Linked DNA regions of Homo sapiens: region 2 is linked to region 1. The links are chromatin loops, found by intact Hi-C in ENCODE. Cell type or tissue: Caco-2. All regions are shown on one strand. Links, peaks and the distances in the headings refer to the core of each region. The heading gives the core; the rest is flanking DNA. Region 1 overlaps UNC79 (unc-79 subunit of NALCN channel complex). Region 2 holds the start of PRIMA1 (proline rich membrane anchor 1).

What was found. Peaks named below come from ENCODE experiments on the same cell type or tissue, not always from the same donor. Only the 100,000 strongest peaks of a DNase experiment are listed, where the experiment ranks them.
Region 2: it touches region 1 in a loop (19-fold over the local background); 1 of 110 quality-filtered maps calls a loop at or near these places.

The regions. Positions count from the first base shown.
Region 1 is chr14:93,680,962-93,691,256 of GRCh38, forward strand. It overlaps UNC79 (unc-79 subunit of NALCN channel complex), which reads left to right. Exons shown (of 52, transcript NM_001395159.1): 45 at 1,656-1,733; 46 at 5,611-5,700; 47 at 7,704-7,879; 48 at 9,156-9,342. Among named protein-coding and RNA genes, the nearest start is that of PRIMA1, 100 kb to the right of the region's middle. RefSeq lists enhancers at 6,523-7,217, 7,218-7,911, 7,912-8,605, 8,606-9,299. In Caco-2, for the core only: no CTCF peak of the experiment used is centred there; a DNase peak (open chromatin) is centred at 2,500.
Region 2 is chr14:93,785,541-93,795,835 of GRCh38, forward strand. It overlaps PRIMA1 (proline rich membrane anchor 1), which reads right to left and starts at 2,945. Exons shown (of 5, transcript NM_178013.4): 1 at 2,870-2,945; 2 at 2,086-2,209. The coding sequence starts at 2,178. RefSeq lists enhancers at 2,311-3,022, 3,023-3,736, 3,737-4,448. In Caco-2, for the core only: no CTCF peak of the experiment used is centred there; a DNase peak (open chromatin) is centred at 3,053; H3K4me3 peaks cover 1,179 bases.

The DNA of each region.
Region 1 (10,295 bases), core at 2,296-10,295:
AAAGGCTTTACATTTTCTAAAACCTGATTTATTTACTTTTCCTTACATTAGAAATAAGCTTAAGTTAGGTGAGCAGACATAGCAAACCTGGATAAGATCATAGAAAACGCTAGGTGTTCCCAGGATGTTACCAGTTGTCCCCTTCTATGCCAGATTCAGAGTTAATGGCTAAATAGATTCTTCAGTTTTCTGTAACTGTATTTGAGGCAAATGGAAATGACAGAATGTTAATGTGGAGATCTGTGTCCACTCCTGTCACACAGCTCTTGGGGACAGCTCTGCTTGTGCCCTCTTGCCCCCATTCAGTTACATATACTTACGTGCTTTCCATGGAGGACGCCCCTCCCACACTTGAACACCAGCTCTTGGCCCTGAGCCGGAAGTCTAAGGGTTCCTTGGCCTCAGGAGGCCTTTGGCTTAGAGGTGTACCCAGTTAGCCAAAACCTGCTACCTGTTAATAATGCTTACATTTAAACCCCTGACTAGCCCGATAATATGCTGGTTTCTGTTCCTTTGTTCCATGCCTCCTTATCAGGCCTCCTAGAGATTTACTCTGCGACCCTAGTTGTTATTACTTCTCTCTAGTGTGACAGGGACCGAGCCTGCTGACCCATTCAGCTTCCCTGTGCCTTCCAGTATGAGAACAAAATGAATGAGAAGGCGGAGCGACTGGTGCTGAAACTTCTGAACTCTGCACAGCAGCAGTTTCAGGTCCCAAAGTTGTTAAGGCTACTGGCCAGAGGGCAGGAAATATAAATTGAACAGGACCTAATTGCTCATAGCCAACTCTACTTCATGGTTAACTTTTTTTCCTAAGACTATTAATAAATAATTGAGTGCTGCATTAAGTGAGAAACACCTGTCAAAATCTGTAATGAAGCAAATTAAATTGAAATCTGGCAAATCCATTCTTGTAATGATCTCAAGTCATAACTGGCTAATGGATTTGCTTTGTAAACTCTCACTGAGCCCCTCTGAGGTGTCCGGCACCAAGCTAGTGCTGGGGATGAGGTGCATCAAGCCTGTGCTCTTGAAGAGCTCACAGCAGGTTGAGAAATGGACCCATAAGTCACTGCAGTCTGACGTGGTGACTGTTACAATGGAAGTGTGTGAAAAGTCCTCTGGGCCCCCAGAGAAGGAGTGGGGGTCTTTATCAGCACAAAGGATACATGTGGATGAATAGGGGCAGGAAGATGAGATGCTGAAGTTCCCCTGTGGGGAAGAAACAGGTAGAATACTCACTCTGAGGTTGATTGTTTTTCTGGTTTCTTTCTAAATATATGATACGATAATAGAAATCATGAAACTGTATGAAATGTGCTTACAGTAACTGTCAAGAAGTACTAAACAATAAATAGAATGACTTCACAATAAATCTGACAATGCTGACATCTTTTATTTTTTCTTTGATTGAATGCACCATTTCAGTGCCACTTAACAGTCTGGGTAAAGTAAGACTCTGTGTGTTAATTTTAGTACTGTGATTCTGAGTTTCTGATAGGAATGAACCATCATGATTAGCAAATCTGATCTATCCAAGGCAGATCGTCATGAAAATAAACACTAATTAATTTAAGCCAAGTTAATAAAATGATAAATTACTTATTAATGTCCAGATACCCTTAAAAATAATTATCCTTTCACTTTTTTATTAGTTTATTTGTGCAGATGCTGGAACCAAACTAGCTGAGTCAACAATCCTGAGCAAGCAGATGATAGCCTCTGTACCTGGAGTAAGTCCTGACCAAATTCATTGTCTACATACTTACATTTCATAGAATAGTAGTTAAGAATGTAGGCTTTAGACTTACATCAGGGTTTGAGGCCTGCCATTTACTAGCTATGTGACTTTTGGAACGTATTTTAACCTATAATTCTTTGATTCATAACATCTGTCAAATGGGATATAACAGGGTTTAACATATAGTTTGAGGATTGAACGAGATAATGCATGCAAAGCATATTAGCAAGGAGCCAGACATAGTAAATGCTGTGAAAATGTTATCTATTAAAAATATTAACAAACATTGCCTATTTTTTGATATTTTAGTTATTTTCTATATTTTTCTATTGTAACTAATATGCAAAGAACATCTTTGTGCTTAAATCTTTGTCCATACTTCAGACCATTTCTTTATAATAGATTTCTGGGAATAGAATGACTAAACTATGTTTTTTTTTTTAAGGGTTCTTGATAATGTAATACAAGGTTCTATGAGACAAAAATCCCAATTCTCAACGACTTATGAAAGTTTATTGTTTGCTCATATGAAGTTTAAATGGGTATCCTGATTAGTAGGGAAAGGGGGATTTCCACGTGCATACTCGGGGATCAGGTTTCTTCCATTATGTGCAGTCCGCTGCAATCAGCTTGATTGTGGTTGGGGAAAGGGAAGAGAATATGGCCCATGGGGTTTTCACAGGCCAAGTCTAAAAGTGTGTGGTTTTTTTCCTACTCACATTCCATTGGCTAGAACTCAGTCACATGACCACACCCAACTGCAAGGGATGATGGGAAATGTGGTCTAGTTGTGGGCCAAGGAAGAAGACAGACCTGGGGAGTGGCTAGCCAGTCTCTGCTGCATGCTCGCTGTTTCCTTTATCGTTTAATTCTTTAAAACTCAATATTTGCTACCTATGCCATAGCTAAAAAAATAATGTCCCTAATAATAAAAGGGTTATTGAAATCAGTAATTAAAAGACGAACATTCCAACAACAACAGAAAAGCAACATATAGGTCCCTTTCTGATGACCAATAAGCCATTAAAAATAAACCTTTTACTCTGATAGCAATCAATGAATTGTAAGTTAATATGAAGTATAAAAATATTTTAAAATATAAAAATTAAAATCGGCTAGCCAATCAGCAGACTTTTCTGTCTCAAAAAAAAAAAAACACACACTTCATCAGGGCATGAAGGACATATAGGAAGCTGCATATCTTTAATGTATGTGACTTGATGAGTTTGGAAATGATTATACATTCATGAAACTACTACTGTGATCTATGCCATGAACATATCCATCATCTCCAACAGTTTCTTCCTGCCCTATTTGTTTTTTTGTTTGTTTGTCATTAGCAATGAGAGCACTTTACATAAGATCTACCTTCTTAAGAAATTTCTAAGTATGTAATGCAATATTTCTAACTCTAGGGACTCCGCTGCTCCGTAAATCTCTAGGACTTACTCACTTTGCATAATTGAAGCCTTGGACCTTTTGACTAATACCTCCCCATTTTTCCCTCCCCAGCAGATCCACCTCAATGATTAGACTTATTGATGGTAAAATGAAACAAGCATTCTTGTAAGCCACTAGTGGTAGTAAAACCAACCTTGCTGGAGGGCAGTTTGACAATCTTCCTTTAGGAATATGTCTGAGAAAATAAATATGCACATGTTTTATATTAAGTATGTTTATTAAAGCATCATTTAAAATAGCAGAAATATGGAAACAAAGTAAATGTCTAACATCATCAGGGTATTGTTTAAATAAAATAAGTTGCATCCATAAGGTAAGACTATTATGTACCTACCAAATCAAAGTTTCAAATAATATTTAATTAATTGGAAAATGCTTATGATGTATTTAATTAAAAAGCAAGTTAGAAAAATGTTATCTCAATCTTATAAACATTATATGTATGTGTGTATGTTATATACATTAGAAAAATTAAAAAAACTTGGAAGGAAATATTAACAGTAGTTTTCCCAGAGGTGGAGGACAGGAAATTAGGATTATGGTGATTTCAATTTTAATTTTAATGATCTGTATTTTCCAAATTTCCTATATTAAACATGTGTTGCTTTTATAATCTAAGAAATGTAACTTTAAAATCAAATATTAGTTTTGAGGAAGAATTAGCTATGGTTTGCTTCAATTTGTGAGTTTGAGTTTTGAATATTTTCAACTTTTTAATCGTTAGTTTTCCTATGAAATAAATGTAGCTCTTCTGAAACAAATGGAGCTTGACTTCTTCTGTTTTGTTTCTTAAGTAACACACCTAAGGTTATTCTTAAGCTTTGCAAAGTAGAAAAAAAGGAGGAGGGATTGGAAATTATATGTTTTGTTTCCTAAGTATATATGGCTCACTAAGATTCTCTTGACCATACAGTGAATTTTAAGGCTTTTATCAGATGTAGCTGGTTGTCTCTAAAACAAAAGTGACTTGGTGGTAGTAAATTCCTTGCTCTCATTTTTTGAGATTCAAACTTAAAAGACAAATATTGAATAATGCTCCTAGGAATTATTTTCAGTGACATTTGCCTAGTTGAAATGCTATAAAATATTGCCTATGAAAGAAACAAATCCCTTTCAAGAAATTCAAGAACATAGTCTCCAGTCCTATTTGCATGACATGTGAAAGGTCAGAGAAAATGGAATAAATCGCGGGGAAATCCTTTCTTGCACGAAAGGATTAATATTCCAAAAGCAGGAACACAATAACCTTTTATAATTCCTTCACTTGATTTAAATTAAAAGAAGAAAACTTTGGAACGTACGAAATGCTTGGAAAACACTCTGACAGACTGCCAATGACCTTACTTTGCTGTTTGTTATCCTGTCAGAAGAACTGACAAGCGTAACATTCTAGAAGAGAGAGAAGGTGATATAGTTCAGTACCGCGCAGATTTACATGAATATGGGAAAATGAGAGCCACTGGGTGAGCTAGTTAAGTCTATAATGTTCCAGATTTTCCTGAAGAAAGCCGAGGAAGGCCTTTAGCGTAGTATTCATCTGGCTTCAAAGCCTGCCTCGTTTGATCCACATGATACCCAGCCTGATGTGTGGTTTCTCTCATACGGCTTTGATATAGCAGCCTGCTTGTTCATTTTCCTTTGCTTTGCTTATAATCCTAAATTCACTGCATTCTCAGGGAGAGCAGGCCAATGTCATTTAACGACCTAAAACACAAACTTGCTTTCTTTTCCTTCAAAACTTTTCAAACACACTTCAAGCATGTGGGGAAGATGACCATTTCGTTTCTTTCTTTTATTTATCCCCTAGCAAGAACTTGACAGTAATACATGTATCTATTTAGTAGTGTACCTACTGTGTATAAGAAGTTAATTTGCAAGCGACTTGACTAGCATGAGAATTTTTGACTCTTTCAGCAAACACGATGCTTGTTTATGTACTTTTTTGACAGAAAATAGATTCAAGATTCTGGTGGTAGAATTTGGTGGCACGTATTTTATGTGTAGCTAAGACTTCCCTAGAATGAGAATGTGTTGCTATGTTTTGGGATGAATGATGTCCTAAAGACTCTGATGCTAATGGCATGACATAGGCTGAATCTTTGCATACAAAGCAGTTTAAAAACAAGCACACACACACACAAAATCAGTTCAATTACCCAGTGGATAAAAGCATTTAGCCCCATCTCCCATAGGCCTCTCCTGTTTCTTTGTTCTCTGCCACAAACCTTCTATCAATTTTTGTCCAAATGCTGGGCAGACAGTCACAGACCAAGCTGAGAGTAATGGAGTGAGTCAGAAATCCAGAAAGTAAAACGACTCCTTAGTAAACAACGTGAAACCAGAGTGAGGCAATCATTGGAGTCAGGGCAAAAATGAAGGTGTGACCCAGCTGTGTCCTTGTGTTTCAGTGTGGGACTGCAGCGATGGAGTGTGTGAGGCAGTACATCAACGAAGTGCTGGATTTCATGGCAGACATGCACACGCTGACCAAACTGAAGGTGAGATGACCGCCACCTGCTCATCCCTCAGGTTCACAAAACAGAGATGCTTTGAGAGAATTAAGCAGACCATAGGGAACTTATCGCTACCTGGGGAGGCAGCCGTGGCACTGTTGAATGAGCCCCTGTCTTGGGGGATCAAAGAGCCAGGGTCCAGCTTTGCAAAGAGGAAAAGAGGAAGGGAAAGGACATTCACATGGCATCAGCCACATGCATAGCTTTACTTTTGCCATATATTCACTTCTCACAATACCTCTGTTAAGATACTATCCCCATTTTACAAATGGAGAAACTGAGGCTTGGGGTGGTGTAGTACTTGCTCAAGTCACACTACTAAGTGGTAAAGTCAAGGTTGAACCCAAGATTCTTGTGACTCTCAATTCATTCTCTTTTTACCACATAGCATCGTTTAATTACCTTGAGCATCAGTTTCCTCATTTGAAGAACGAATCTAATCATCTGTACCTTGCCTGACTGTTACGAGGGTTTGATCAAAAATAATGTACGTGAAGAGACTTTCATAAACTGTAGCACATTATGCAAACATACACCATGTATTATTTTTTGCTCCATTGAAGCTGTTTTCTTAAAATCCTTGATGAAAGGGGATAGAACAAAATTTAATTTGCATATGGACAAAATCCCAGTGAAATTGTTGAGATTATTGAGTTTTTGCAGGGTGGAATGAATTGCTGATGCAGGTCCACTTTCCTGCTGTGATTCAACTAGGGAGCTAAAAGATGAATAGTTTGAGAGATCTGAGGAAGGCCCTAGACAGAGGGCAGAAGAGAATCCAAACATGGTCCAAGGAGCAGCCAAATTGCAATCTGGTGCTAGATGATTCCTTTTTGATAATTAGGAGCTAGTGATCCCAGAAGTTCATCAGCCAAAAATATCATCCCTTAATCACTGAACTGTTCTCTGGCTCTGCTCAGACGATCAAAGTGGTTTTTGGTACAGTGATAGATTTGCAAATCCCAGGCAGAAAGTAGAATCAAAATGTAAACTGAGAATATCTCACGATATGTAAACCCATTCATTTCTTAATGAGCTCCCCTGTCGTTCGCTCCTGTGCCGGTTACTGCTTGCTGAATCTGAATACCCATACTTAAATGACTTTGATGTACAAAGAAGAGGAAACAATTATTACCTAAACATGTTTAGGTTGTTTTGCAGATGCTTTCGAAAAATAATAAGTAGGAACCAGGATCATCAAAAGGTTGGAAATACAGACATAATCTCACCCTCTGATTTTACATATTGGGAAACAAATCAGAAGGATCAAGTGGCAAGTGGCTTATCTAAGGCCATGGGACTAGCTAGGACAGACCTGGGTCTAGAACCTAGGTCTCAATGCCTAGTTCAGTGCCCTTCCCACTGAGCTCACACTGAGCAAAGAAATCTTTCTAAATTAATTCAACAAATAGGTATGAGCACCTGTAATGTCGTGGCACTGTTCTAGGCATTGGGGATGCTGTGATGAGCAAAAGCGGACACAGTAGCTGCTCTCATTTAATTTATAGTCTGGTAGTGGAGGCCACATTTAGTGAACATTTCACACAAACTACAGTAAAAATGTGTCTCTCACAATTGCTATGAAAAAGAGGCAGAAGGCAGCACGGACCTGGCCGGGGAGGTCAGGGAAGGCTTCCCAGAGGAAGTTACATTTGAGCTAAAACCTGAACAATTAGGTGAAGAGAGGCAGGAATGGCATTCCAGACAAAGGGAATAGCAGCAGGGGGGAACACAGAGAGCCAACACAGCTGGAGCTGCAGGCAGAAGGGGTAAGTTCTCAGTGGCTGGATCTTTCTGGCTTTGTAGGCTAGGGAACTTTCCCTCCTTTTATCCTAAGAACAATGGGAAGGCTCTGAAGAAGTTTAAGCAGGTTGTTTGCTCAGAGTGGCGATAAGCGGGGTGGAAATGACAACCTCTTCTTTTCAAAGAATGGCCTGGAATGAATCCAGGTGTCTGCCAGAGTTACAAAATACCATTCGGTTTTGTAGAGCCACATGAAGACATGTTCCCAGCCTCTGCATGAAGATACCTTTGGGGGACATCTCAAAGTGGGGCTGGCCCAGATTGCAGCCATGGACATCTCACGGGGCAACCACAGAGATAACAAAGCTGTGATCCGCTATCTGCCTTGGCTTTATCATCCCCCCTCTGCAATGCAGCAAGGGTAAGACCCTTACTATTCCGGGAATGAGGGTAAAGAAGGCAGGAGACACCCCTGAGTTTCCTCGGGCTCAGCTAGAGTTAAGGAGTACACCGAAGATTTATGACAGTGGAATATACTTGGTTAGGAAGATGGAAATCAGATCCCATCTCCTTACGTACTTGCTGACCCAGAATGCTCTTTGACATGCTGCCAAAAAATAAACCTGTCCTCCCACAAAAACCTCAATTGTCCTTTCATGAAGAATGAAAATTTTGAGCTTAGAATTACCACTTTAATGCTTGATTTCAACTAGTTAAGTAAATTAATAGGTATGTATCAATATATTTGCCTTCAAGCAGCTTAGATTGTAGCTGGAACAAAAGCTATAACAGGGATGAAATCGGTGCAAGATTGTACAAGCCCCTGGCTCTGCCTTTTAGGGAGGCTAAAGAAGAGAGAGGCATGTATGGGTTTGTTGACTTGGGAACTCAGAGTAGGTTTGAGCCCACCCTTTTGTGTGGTCAGCCTTCCTGTCCAGAGGAAAAGTGTAGAGTGGGAATGAGAAGGGTAGGAGGAAAAGATCACTGGGGAGCAGGAAAATGGGCAGCTGTGTTATATCTCCTCATCTCTTTCCTCCCCTCTACTGGGGATGCCAGAGAAGAAATTTCTTTTTTTTTTTTTTTTTTTTGAGACGGAGTCTTGCTCTGTTGCCCAGGCTGGAGTGCAGTGGCACCATCTCAGCTAACTGCAACCTTCGCCTCCTGGGTTTAAGTGATCCTCCTGCCTCAGCCCCCCAGTAGCTGTAATTACAGGCATGCACCACCACGCCCAGCTAATTTTTCTATTTTTAGTAGAGACGGGGTTTTGCCATGTTGGCCAGGCTGATCTCGAACTCGTGACCTCAGGTGATCCACCCGCCTCAGCCTCCCAAAGCACTGGGATTACAGGCGTGAGCCACCGCGCCCGGCCCACCAGAGAAGAAATTTCTAAAGGCAGGAGTGGAAAGGGTTTAGAAAGAGAAGCTAGTCAGAGAGGCAGTCAGCCTTGTGGAAGAATGCTGTGTAATCCTGTGTCACCAAAGGCTGTTCTTTTCTCAAGAAGCTGAGATCCAGGATTAGAGTGGAAAACAAGAAAAACAGATATATCATTTTGTTGACACTCAATTGCCTTGGCGTTTTGTTTTATGTGATTGCCTGCAAGACCACACTTTCAATCCCTTCCTTCAATAAGCATTTGTTATGCACCCAATGAAACACAAAACATAAAATCATCTTTAACACTCCTTCTTCTCTAATAGACCTAAAGAATTCATTGAGTGTGTCTCCCATATCCGACTGTTGTCCTGGCTGCTGCTGGGTTCCCTCACTCACAATGCAGTGTGCCCAAATGCCTCCTCTCCCTGCCTGCCCATTCCTCTGGATGCAGGCTCCCACGTTGCAGACCATCTTATTGTTATCCTGATTGGATTTCCAGAGCAATCAAAGGTAAGTGATTTCTGCAAGATTAAGACCGTATGCATCGCAATTGCTAATGGAAACCTTATCAGCCAATTATGTTTCTTCTGAGAAGAAAATACATCTTATCATTTGCCCTCCTGTGGATGTTAGAAACACAACTTTGTGCTAATGTCTTATTTAAAGTTGTTTAGATTCCCAGACTGTCTTTCCCCCCGCCCCCAAATTGTTTTTCGGCTTACTTTTATAAAGATAAATCATGGAGTCAAGCAAGAGTTGGCTTCCCAGGCATTTCTGTCTCAAAATAATGAAGAGAAATAAAAGGCTAGAAATATAATCAAAATTCTGTGATCAGTTTTTAAAACCAGAGACAAAACAAAGGAAAATTCATTCTCTATCTAATTCTTCATGTACCATCTTTTCAACTGAAATCTCTAGAGATACAGGAAAATACAAAATGAAAACAAGAAGGCCAGTTGGGAACTCACTAAAGCACACATTGGCATGACCTACACAGGGGAACTTTGTAAATTGCAGAGACAGGTGATGTGCTAAAGGAAGAAAGTAGACCCAAGGCAGGCACCAGTCATGAGCCTGTGCAGGCAAACCGGACACATTGGTACTAATCAGCTCCGAGGAGCCAGGGGACCTTCACAGAGCTTCGGCAAGTTCTGGGAGGTCACATTGGTCTTGGGGACAGCTCGGGTTTGGGACAGGGCAAGCTGACGATGTGATAAAATGGCGCACCCATCCCAATGATCCAAATGATGTTCACAAAAGGAATTAGGCAGTCGATTCCTAATATTTCTACTCAGATCCGGGTTTGATTCCTAACTATGGTACTTGCGATTTTGTGAGCTTGACAAGTGTGTCTAACCTCTCTATTATTCAGATTTTCATCTGTGAAATAGACGAGGGGATGGTTGGAGAGTGATGGAGGTGATATAGGAAAAGCCTCTGGCGCCATCTCTGGCGTGTTGTAG
Region 2 (10,295 bases), core at 1-8,000, 100 kb after region 1:
AGTTTGCTCTCCAGATTAGAGAAACTCCTATGACATGACAGATTTTATTTTCCCCACTTAAAGAGAAACACATGGCTTCGTGCATTTCCATTTTTCCTCTTCTCTCCTACGTTCCCTTGGATTTAGCTCTTTTGCTTAAAGCCAGATCCATTCATTCCAAAACCCCTTTCCCTTGATTTCCCTGTCCCTATCATTTGTAAATTAATTTTTCCAGAGCCTCAAGCCAAGATTTTACCCATTCTACTTGTCTGGAGGGTTCCTTTTTAAATTGATTTTTATGAAAATTGATTTGTATTGAGTGAGAGCATCTGAAATACACCCGCACACACACACACCCCTGCACACACACAGACACCCCTGCATACACACACACACACACCCCTGCTTGTGTAAGTACTGCCTGGCTGAAGGACACTTAAAAAACTGAACTGCTTTCACAAAATTATTTCTTCTGGGAGGAGTGCATGGTGCTTGGGGGTCTTCTGTTTAGATCCTACTAGCTTACACAGCAGAATTCTAGTCCTGGAGACTGACAACCTCACTACGTTGCTTCCCACCCCAGGTGAAGGTGTCTTATGGAAGAGAGAAAAGTGTAAACAAATGAATCTAAAAACGAAGTGAACTCAATATCTGAGGTTCAGCTAAAAGTTGAACAAGCGAAGCTGGTCCCAAGCCACTAAAGTGTTTAGAAGTGACAAAATCATGTTTCCTGAGGAGGCACAGCTGAGTTTAATAACTGCTGTTTCACACATTAGACAAAGCTGTCAATTCCAAAAGGAAAACAATTGTGAGACGGAGGCAAGCCAGAGAAGAGAGCAGAAGATGGGGCCTGGGAGTAGGGGGTGCTGAGCAGCGTCTGAACCTGGCTATCGATGGGCAGTCACCCAGGCCATCATCCAGGCAGGACTGACTGAGCAAGCTCTCGGCAGGGCCCCATCATTTGGGGCAGCTCATGGACCTCGGTAGACTGGCAAGTGGTCTTGCCCGCATCCCTTTTTTTCCTGGTCTGTCACCCCTACTAGTACAGAGCAACCATGTGAATTGTCCCCAAACCCCAAAATGCCATCAGGAGCACATGAGGCTACAAATACCCCAGAGTGGATCCTCAATGCCCAAAACAATGAAAATGTCCTCCAGAGCCTGCAGAAAAAATGTCAAACAGACCACGCAGTGATAAACAGAGTACCTGGTCAGCCAGGCAGAAGAACGGCATTGCTATTACTCCTATCAACAATGGCAGCAACCACTACTGGTTAATTTCATCATGGACCTGGCACTGCACTAAGTAATCCTTACATGCATTTATCTCATCAAGTACTTACAATAGTACAGTCAGGAAGAAGAAACTAACTCTCAGAGAGGGTAAGTGGGTTGCCTAAAGCCTCCCAGCTGGTGAGGGACAGAGCTGAAGCTCAAATTCCAGAGCTGACATCGAAGTCCACCTTGTCACCTCTCCACTGTACCAGTGACGATGCGCATTCTGGGGGGGACTAGGGACCACCCCATTGAAACCCCTCTCTGACCCTAAGAGGTAACTCCAGTTAGTGGCTGCCTGGCCTCTGCCCTGGGATTTAAGGGACCCAGGGTGAGAGATTCAACCCTGGGCAGTCCTGACAGATGGGCCACCATGCATTATCTGTCTACATCCTCAACTCTGATACCTATAAGAAACACGGCTGCCTTCCGTGTTGAAAACCAGTTTAAGAAAGCTAATTTGAAGTTCATCAGTGGTTCTGGTGAGAAAGAAATAATATATATCCTTGGGATCATTTTTCTTTGTAAGTTTGTTTCTTTGCTGAATTTCTGCCCTAGAATGTTATCATTGGAAGGTATTCTCTGAGCCCCTTTCCATTCCAAGGCCAGCCCGGTCCTGCAGGATTTAGGCCACAATCGAAGCCTCTCTTTGGAGTTTCTTATCTTTTCAGGGGTAGGGTATAGGGGACCGTAGCAGCTTTTCTTTTCCCAAGCTCTTCCGAGAACCAATCAGTGGGGTGGCTGCAAGAGGCCAGGGTCTCAGGAGGGAAGGGACAGCTCGCCCCTTACCCAGGAGGCCCTCCCAGCCAGTGCGCAGCCGGCGCGTCTCACCTGCACGAAGCCCCAGAGCGGGTGGAGCGCGCAGTGCAGCAGCAGCGAGGACCAGCAGCAGCCACGGCGCAGCACCAAGTCCCGGAGGAGCATCTCGGCCAGCGGCGCCCGCTCCTGGGGCGAACTGTCAGGAGAGCAAGGCTAGGGTCAGGCGGACACCGCGCAGGCACTTCCGCCGCCGCGCACCAATATACCTCCCAGCCCGGGTCGGACGGGCACGCCCCGCACCCAGGGGCACCCTAGTAAACCAAGCCTGCACTTACACTCCAGCTTACACCTTCACTGACTCTTCGTCAGTCCCAGAATTCACACTCTTCTTACGCACATCCCCAGAGCCCCGCGTGTACACTTTAGCTCCGCGCACAGCTCCAGAATACTGCGTGCATACCTTGGCCCCATGGACACCTCCAGAAACAGCCAAGCACACTTACTGCGCCCCATTAACCCCCATACAACTCACTCTCACTGTGAGCACACTTCAAACCCGGCGGGCACTACTCACCTGCGCGCACAACCACAGAAACAGCCGTGCACACACACTGATCCCCGTGCACACCCACCGACTCCTGCCTGCACCCTCGCTGACCCTGCATGCACGGCCCCAAGAAATCTCACGCTGCCTGCACCCACACTGCCCAGCCGGCCTCATTGCGCACACTGCAACATAGGCACCTCCGTGCGCTGCCCCTTTGCACGCCTCCGCCCAGCCCCGATCTCCCGCTCCCGGGCGTGGGTTCCCCCACGCCTCCATCTCCGCCCGCACCCTTCCAACGCCTCACGCTACCTTGCCTGGCGGCGGCCCCAGCCGACCCTGGGCTCGGGGAAAAGAGGTCCGCGTTCCCCCCGCGGCAGCTCTGTTTCCCAGCAGCCGGACAGCCCCCATTTAAAGCCAGCCGCCTCCCCAGTCCCCCGCCCTCTAGGCGGGGCCTCCGTCCTCACCTTGGCGGCTGCGCGGGCGCCCGGGGGCTTCACATGCCGGGGAGGAGCGCCCGGCGCTGGAGCAAAAGTTTGCGCGCCGGTTGGGCCTCCCGGGCCGCTGAGCAGAGGACCAGGAGCGGCGTCCTCGCACGGGGCGCAGGGCGCGGTGGCTCCGGACTGCGCCTAGCCGCGCGCGGGGCGGGAGGGGCGGCACCCCGCTCCCAGGGCCAGGGCTGGCCGCCGAGGCGGAGGCAGAGGGCGGGGAAAGTCTCCTCCACGCCGCCTGGAGCCGGCCGCGCGAGCCCTCCCCGGGCCCGCGTTGGCTCCCCGCCTTTCCTGGTGGCGCCGCGCGGCTGCCCGGGGCACTGGGGTGCCCGAGCTCTCTACTACCCTCACGCTGGCCCGCGAGAGGCAGCGGCGGGAGGCGCCGGCAGGGAGCTCCCGCTGGGGCAGCAAAGCCGTGGGTGGAGGCGAAATAAATAATCCACGAAAAAGGAAAACAGACGTGAGCCGAGCCAGAGCCTCTCCCGCCTCCCGCCCGGGGTTGCGCTCCCCCCGCCGCCGCCGCCAGCGCCGCTGCAGTGATTCCTCGTCTCCATCTAGCGAGGCTATTGTGTATTGGGCGCTTAATTATTTATTCACCCTGGAGGCCGAGGATTCCCACTTCCATGGGGTTTTGGCCCTTGCCTGCGCTTCCCCCAAGCCTCTCCCGAGGCTGCGGAAAGGTGGCGAGGACTGACTTGAGACCCTTTTTTGCGCTCCATCCTTGAGGACTCTCCCCGCCGCACTCCCCGCAGGCTCTCCCGGGCGCCGGGGCTGAAAGGTGCAGGCCGCCCCTCTCCCGGCCATGGGCCTTGTCCTCTCCTTTGTAGTCCCAGCAGCAGAAACTCTCTTGCAACACTAGGCTGCGGCTGGGAAGGAGTTGTGACGGCCCTGGGGAGAACATTTCTACCACTGCTCTTCCTCAACCATCTGCAAACTCCTCTGTTTGAGGCAAGATTATCAACAAGTCGGTTCTTCGGGAGGTAGCCTGGTTGCATCTCTTTCAGACAAGCTGTGCCTAGCAGCATCACAGGCATGGCGCGGCCTCTCTGCTCTTGTGGTGGAAGCACTTTGCAAGCGCTTTGACTGATGGGGGCGCCTTCCAGAAGGCCCTCAAGGCCTGGACAATCCTATTTTTAGGTTGGATGAGAGAACCAGGGGCTTAAGACACAGAGCTGAGGGTCAGATACTACAGTGCATGCATGGAAGAAACATTTACTGAGCACCTTTTCCCGGTATTTGGACACCCTTAAGCCACTCATGTAAACACACACTATAAACGCTGGTTTGCAGAGTATAAACTACCTTGCAAGCCAGCTTTCAGAACAACGTCTTAGCGGCCTCCTTCATGCCAGAGCGCCGCCCCGAGGCTGCAGATTGCACCTCAACCAGCAAGATGCAGGGACAAATGTGAATGAGACCTTGTTCCTTCCCCCCTAAGAATTCAGGGGCCTGTCAGGGAGATGGATAAAACCAACCATTCCACTGTGCACTGGCATGTCACACACAGCTGCCCCGAGAAAGGGGAAGACAGGAATGGAGGGCGGGTTGAGTAAAGGCTCCCAGGAGAGGGTGACTTCCTGGGAGTAGGGGAACATCTCAAGCATTGGTAACTCTTTGTGCAAAGAAATGGAGACATTTATTCAATCCTTCATTCCTTCATTCCATATGTAGCCTCCATGGGCACCTGCTGGGGGCCAGACAGAACTCTGGATGCTGGGTAGAAAAGGGAACAAGAGGATATCTCACTGGGGGTGGGATAGGATGGAGGGAGGATGGCAAGAAGATGAAGGGGTAGGGACTTCCTAGGTGACTCATCTACAGTTTGGAGAAATGGAGCAGCTATTGGTCAGCTGAGGTCAAAATAACACTGGATATTTTAATGCCTGTCCGGCTAAAACAAGTCGTGGTATTTTGCTCAGCACAATCTTTACATTTGACAACAGCTCCTGATGTTTACACATGGAGCTCATTGCCACTTACAAATGTTATTTACACCGCATTTTAATTCAGGTCTCACAACTCTTTGATGTAAGTGTAATTGCCCTGTGTGAACAGTTCAGAGACCTTTGTGCCTGAGCCAGAATCACACAGCGGCTCACTGGGGGTTCAGAAATACTAACCCCCAACTAGAGGCTCACGACGTTGGGAGAACTTAGGTAAGTTTTGTGCATTGGAAAACCTGCATTGTCTAATCTGGTCTTCAATATTGCTGTAGTGGACCTAATCTATGCACCTCTCGAGGGTCACCTGGTGTAGATTGCCCGATTCTGTCACTGTTCAGTGTGCCACTTGTAGCCTGCACGGACCTAGGGGGACTGAACAAAGCGGGGCGAACGTGGGAATAAAAGACAAGAGATAAAAGAGTGTATTTGGAAGAAGGGGTCAGGGGGCGCCTTGCCTCTACTGGACAAGGGCCCTGAGTTTTACACAGCTCTCCATATTTATTAGGCAAAAGAGATAGTGAGAAAGGGGAGGGGGTGTGATTGTCCAGTAATTGTCAATTGGTTCACAGCAGGCTTGTGAGGCTGCATCCTTTGAACAATAGGTGCTAGATTTCCCAATAGATAACTTCGAGGAGCCCGGCACCAAGGAGTGATGTCCCTCAGCAAACCTTTTGGTGGCAGGGCCTTGTGAGTTTGCCCTCATCCTGCATTCATGATAAACAGTTTGCTGTTTGATCATATAGCCTCCAGCAGAATGATGAGTTGGTTACGTCCCATGGGCCTTCAGCTCCCTGCAACCTGGCCCCACATCCTGCTGACGCCCCTGTGACCTCCCTTAGGGTGAAGACCAGGCTCTGTCACAGGCCTCTTATGCCATGAGCGGCCTAGAGAGAACATGGCTCTTCTCACCCTTTTCAATCAGTTGGTAACCCACACCACGGCCACATGAGGTCTGCCTACAGGGGCCAGATACATCTACTCAGAAATACAGGGGAGTTAAAGCTTGGGACACATTTTGACCAGTGAAGGACAAGAGGTGGAAGGGACCCAGCATATGGAGTGCAGTGGTTCCATTTGGCCTGTCGGCAGATGTCCAGCAGGTGCAACTGAGCAACTGGCTGTTTTTACTTCTGAGGATATGACCAGCTCAATAATGTACAACCTGGTGGCACACATCTATAGTCCTAGCTACTTGGGAGACTGAGGCAGGAGGATCCCTTGAGCCCAGGAGTTCAAGAACAGCCTGGGCAACATCACAAGACCCTATCTCACAAAAATGCACAACTTTCTATTAGCTTCCCTCCTGCCCTGCTTCACTTTTTGCCTTGTGTCTGTTGCCCTAGGATTTTATCCCTCAATAAAGTATTAGCAAGCAGCATTATTGCTTAATACTCTGTCTCCTAAGGAACAGGGACAGTTGTTCCTGTTCTGGAGGACAGCAACTGTGGTAGCAACTGAATGGAGGGACAGTTGCTACCACAAATTGTCCTAAAAAGTAGACCTTTAGGATGGAATGTTGGATTTGTCTTCTATCTACAATAGGGTCTCCACTGCTGGGCCATAGCTGGCATACAGTGATATTACAATTTCTAAAACTTCACCTGTGGCTAATTGGAATGAGATGCAGGTAGAAAATAAGGCTTTATGAGATCAAATGGCCATTGCATTTGGGGTTAAGTGGCTTTTTCTGATGGTATTGGAGGTATTGCAAGGAGAAAATGATAGACTCAGGGAAGCTATCTACCAGCGTAAGGCATGCTTTGTAATGAAAACTTTAAGGACGCTCCTGACATCTACAAGACATATTGCACTGAAAATTAAGCTTGGGGGCTCATTATAAGGGTGGCAGAGCTGAAAAGGAGACTAAATGTGCAGCCACATAGATGTCTTATGTCCAAGTCAGAGCTCTAATAAAGAAAGGATTGGAGCTGGTGACCTGGAATGGAAACTTTCGGGTAAACAAACCTGAAAATCTGGACCCCAATCTCCTTGAATCCTCTGAAAGGTAGAAGCAAGAAGAACAGAACAGCTCTTCTTGGCCTGGGGATGACAATGACCTCATTGAAGCAGGAAACTTGCAAGATAGTACTTGCTTTAATGACAACAGCCTACAGTAAATACGCGAGATGCCAGAACATTTTTTTGGCACAATAAGAAGAAAAGGACCAGAAGGCTCAGAGGTGTGAATATTAGACTCATAAGACCTGAGAATCCACCACTGGCCTATGTTCCCTGGGATGGCCCAGAGAATCTTCCCTTCATTGAAACAGAAAAAAGAAGTCCTAATGAGCCCATCAGCACCTTTGAGAAATTCAGTGGTGGCTGTCTTCTGAAGCCTGGGTTCAATGATGGGAGATGGTGGGGAAATGGACTCTCTTGGATCAGTGGCAATCAATGGAATGGCAAAGGCCAGGTGGCATAATGTCATGCCGGACAAAGTGGGCATAATTACCATAATGGGCAGCAAGGCCAGAGTGGCAACCAGGGTGCCTGGAGCCATAGGAATCTATGTTTTTTGTGTTTTTTTTTTTCTTTAGAGATGGAGTCTCGCTCTTTCGCCCAGGCGGGACTGCAGTGGTGCTATCTTGGCTCACTGCAAGCTCCGCTTCCCGGGTTCACGCCATTCTCCTGCCTCAGCCTCTCGAGTAGCTGGGATTACAGGTGCCCACCACCGCGCCCGGCTAATTTTTTGTATTTTTAGTACAGACGGGGTTTCACCGTGTTAACCAAGATGGTCTCAATCTCCTGACCTCGTGATCCGCCTACCTCGGCCTCCCAAAGTGCTGGGATTACCACCGCACCCAGCCAGGAATCTATGTTAATGACTGACAGATCATGATGTAATTGGGGGGGCGGGGAGAGAAATGGGGAGCTAACAGGGGTGTTGCTTGACTTGTATAAATATATAAACTTTTAAAATAAAGAGTGTAAGAGCAGAAAGATGACACCTACTGCAATGGAAATTATCTAAGGTTGTTCATAGTCCAGAGCCTATGATTAAAGGGGAGGCTGGATTTCTGAGGCATTAGGTCGGCCATGGACAGTGGCAACCCAGCATGTGATAGAAGTGGTATGTATAGGACGAGGCTCGAGCAGGTCTAGAAGGAACAGGAAAATTGCCTAAACAGCTGGTCCAGATTCTCATGTCACCCACCTCTGTTGAAGCTCTTCCTCAATATATATGTTTAGCCCCAAATGGGAGTTCCATATGATAGTCTGATGGAGGAGGAAAGCACCAGGGCCTCTTTTACACCCAGGTCAACGTGGTGTATTGGTGCTAGTTGGGAATAGATGACTGCTGTGTTACCTCCCATTCAAGGGTAGGAGAGGTGGCCCAAAGTGCAGACATACACTCTCCTGTGCGGGGTAAACGACTGGGCTAATCATTTAGGGACATGGAAAGAACAAAAATGAAAAGCCAGGGGCATGGAGGTCAAGTAAACAGTAAATGATGAATTCATGGGAGTGAGCACAAAGAGTATGGGGCTTTCTGCCTCGTGCTTGTCTCTCCAGAGAGCATCTGTTGCCAAGGAGGCTCCTACAGTCAGCCGGACGGGATGACCCAGCCCCTCTTTGGCCATCCTAGGGCTTCCCTGAGTGATGAGATGGTCTACTGAAGGCTCAGCTGTGACATCAGCTTAGAGACAAGAGCTGGTGGGGTTGGGGCACTGCTCTCCTGGATATAGTGTGAGTCAATAGATGTGTTTCTGATAGTTAGAATATACAAATCTAGGAACCAAGGAGTGGAAGTAGGATTGGCTCCTCTGTCCGACTGCCAGCAAGAAACCTGCAGAATCTGTGCTTCTTGTTCCTGCAAACTTAGACTTAGAAGAGTCAGAGGCCCTGGCTTATAGAGAGTAAAACTTCCACTAGTGAACACAGTAAGGGTTCTACTAAACTGGAAGCTGTGACTGTGACCTGGGTGCCTTGTGCTCCTCTTGCCAGCGGAGCAGCAGAGAAAGGAGGATTTGCTATACTGATGCACGATAGTACTTCATTACCATGAGGAGCAAGGGCTGGTGTTACATAGTGGATGCAGGGAAGAGTATGTCTTGTGCTCTGGATTGAAGTGTTTCCCCCAAAATGCATCATTGAAGTCCTACCCCCAACGTTAGGGGTTATTTAGAGATATTAGATATGTTTAGAGAGGGAGTCTTTAGGGGGTATTAAGGTTAAATGAGGTCATAAGCATGGTGCCCTATCCACTAGGATTGTTGTCCCTCTAAGAAGAGGAAGAGAGACCAGAGCTCTCTCCCTCTCTCTGGGTACCCAGAGGAAAAGCCATGTGAGGACAAAGCGGCTGTCCACAAGCCAGCAGGAGAATCCTTACCAGAAACTGGCCCTGCTGAACCTTGATCTAGAACGCTCAGCCTCCAGAACTGTGAGAAAATTGATTTCTGTTGGTTAAGCCACCCAGCTTGGGGTGTTTTGTTACAGCAGCCTGAGCTGACAAATACATCTGGTCGTCTGGGATTTGTGGGAGATTCTCTGCTCAGAGATAGCCGTGAACAAGCAATTACAACATCCGAAGACCCTCCAGGTGAGAACCTCAGACCCACTGAAGAGCTGGCCCTAGAAATCTAGAATGGGGCTGGGCATGGTGGCTCACACCTGTAATCCCAGCACTTTGGGAGGCCAAGGTGGGTGGATCACCTGAGGACAGGAGTTCGAGACCAGCCTGACCAACATGGAGAAACACTGTCTCTACTAAAAATACAAAATTAGCCGGGCGTGGTGGCACATGCCTGTAATCCCAGCTACTTGGGAGGATGAGGCAGTAGAATTGCTTGAACCCAGGAAGCGGAGGTTGCAGTGAGCCAAGATCATGCCATTGCCCTCCACCCTGGGCAACAAGAGCAAAACTCCGTCTCAAAAAAAAAAAAAAAAAAAGAAAAGAAAAGAAAAGAAAAAAAAAAGAAAGAAAGGAAGGTCAGAGTGGATAGAAGATGATGAGTGTCAATTATGGCCCTAGGACCAGCCACAGCAGTGGGACTCTAGCTTCCTTTGCTAATCTTTTTATGCCGTTTTAGGAAGTTGCAATTGATCACTTCAAAAATTGGACTTGCACCTTCACTCTCAAACTGATGGCATTTTGTTCTCAAGTTAGATCCAAATATCACAGGAGAATGGGGTGGGGGACTGTGAAAAGCACAAGGAGTGGACTGTACTGGGCCCCATCCATACATTTCCTGGGTTTACTTGGCCTTACCTGCTTCCCCTTCTGCTCAATGGAGAGGGCAGCCAGTGCCACCACTGTCCCATCTCCTAACGCCACTGTCTTTTGCAGCCTCCCCCAGGTAAGAG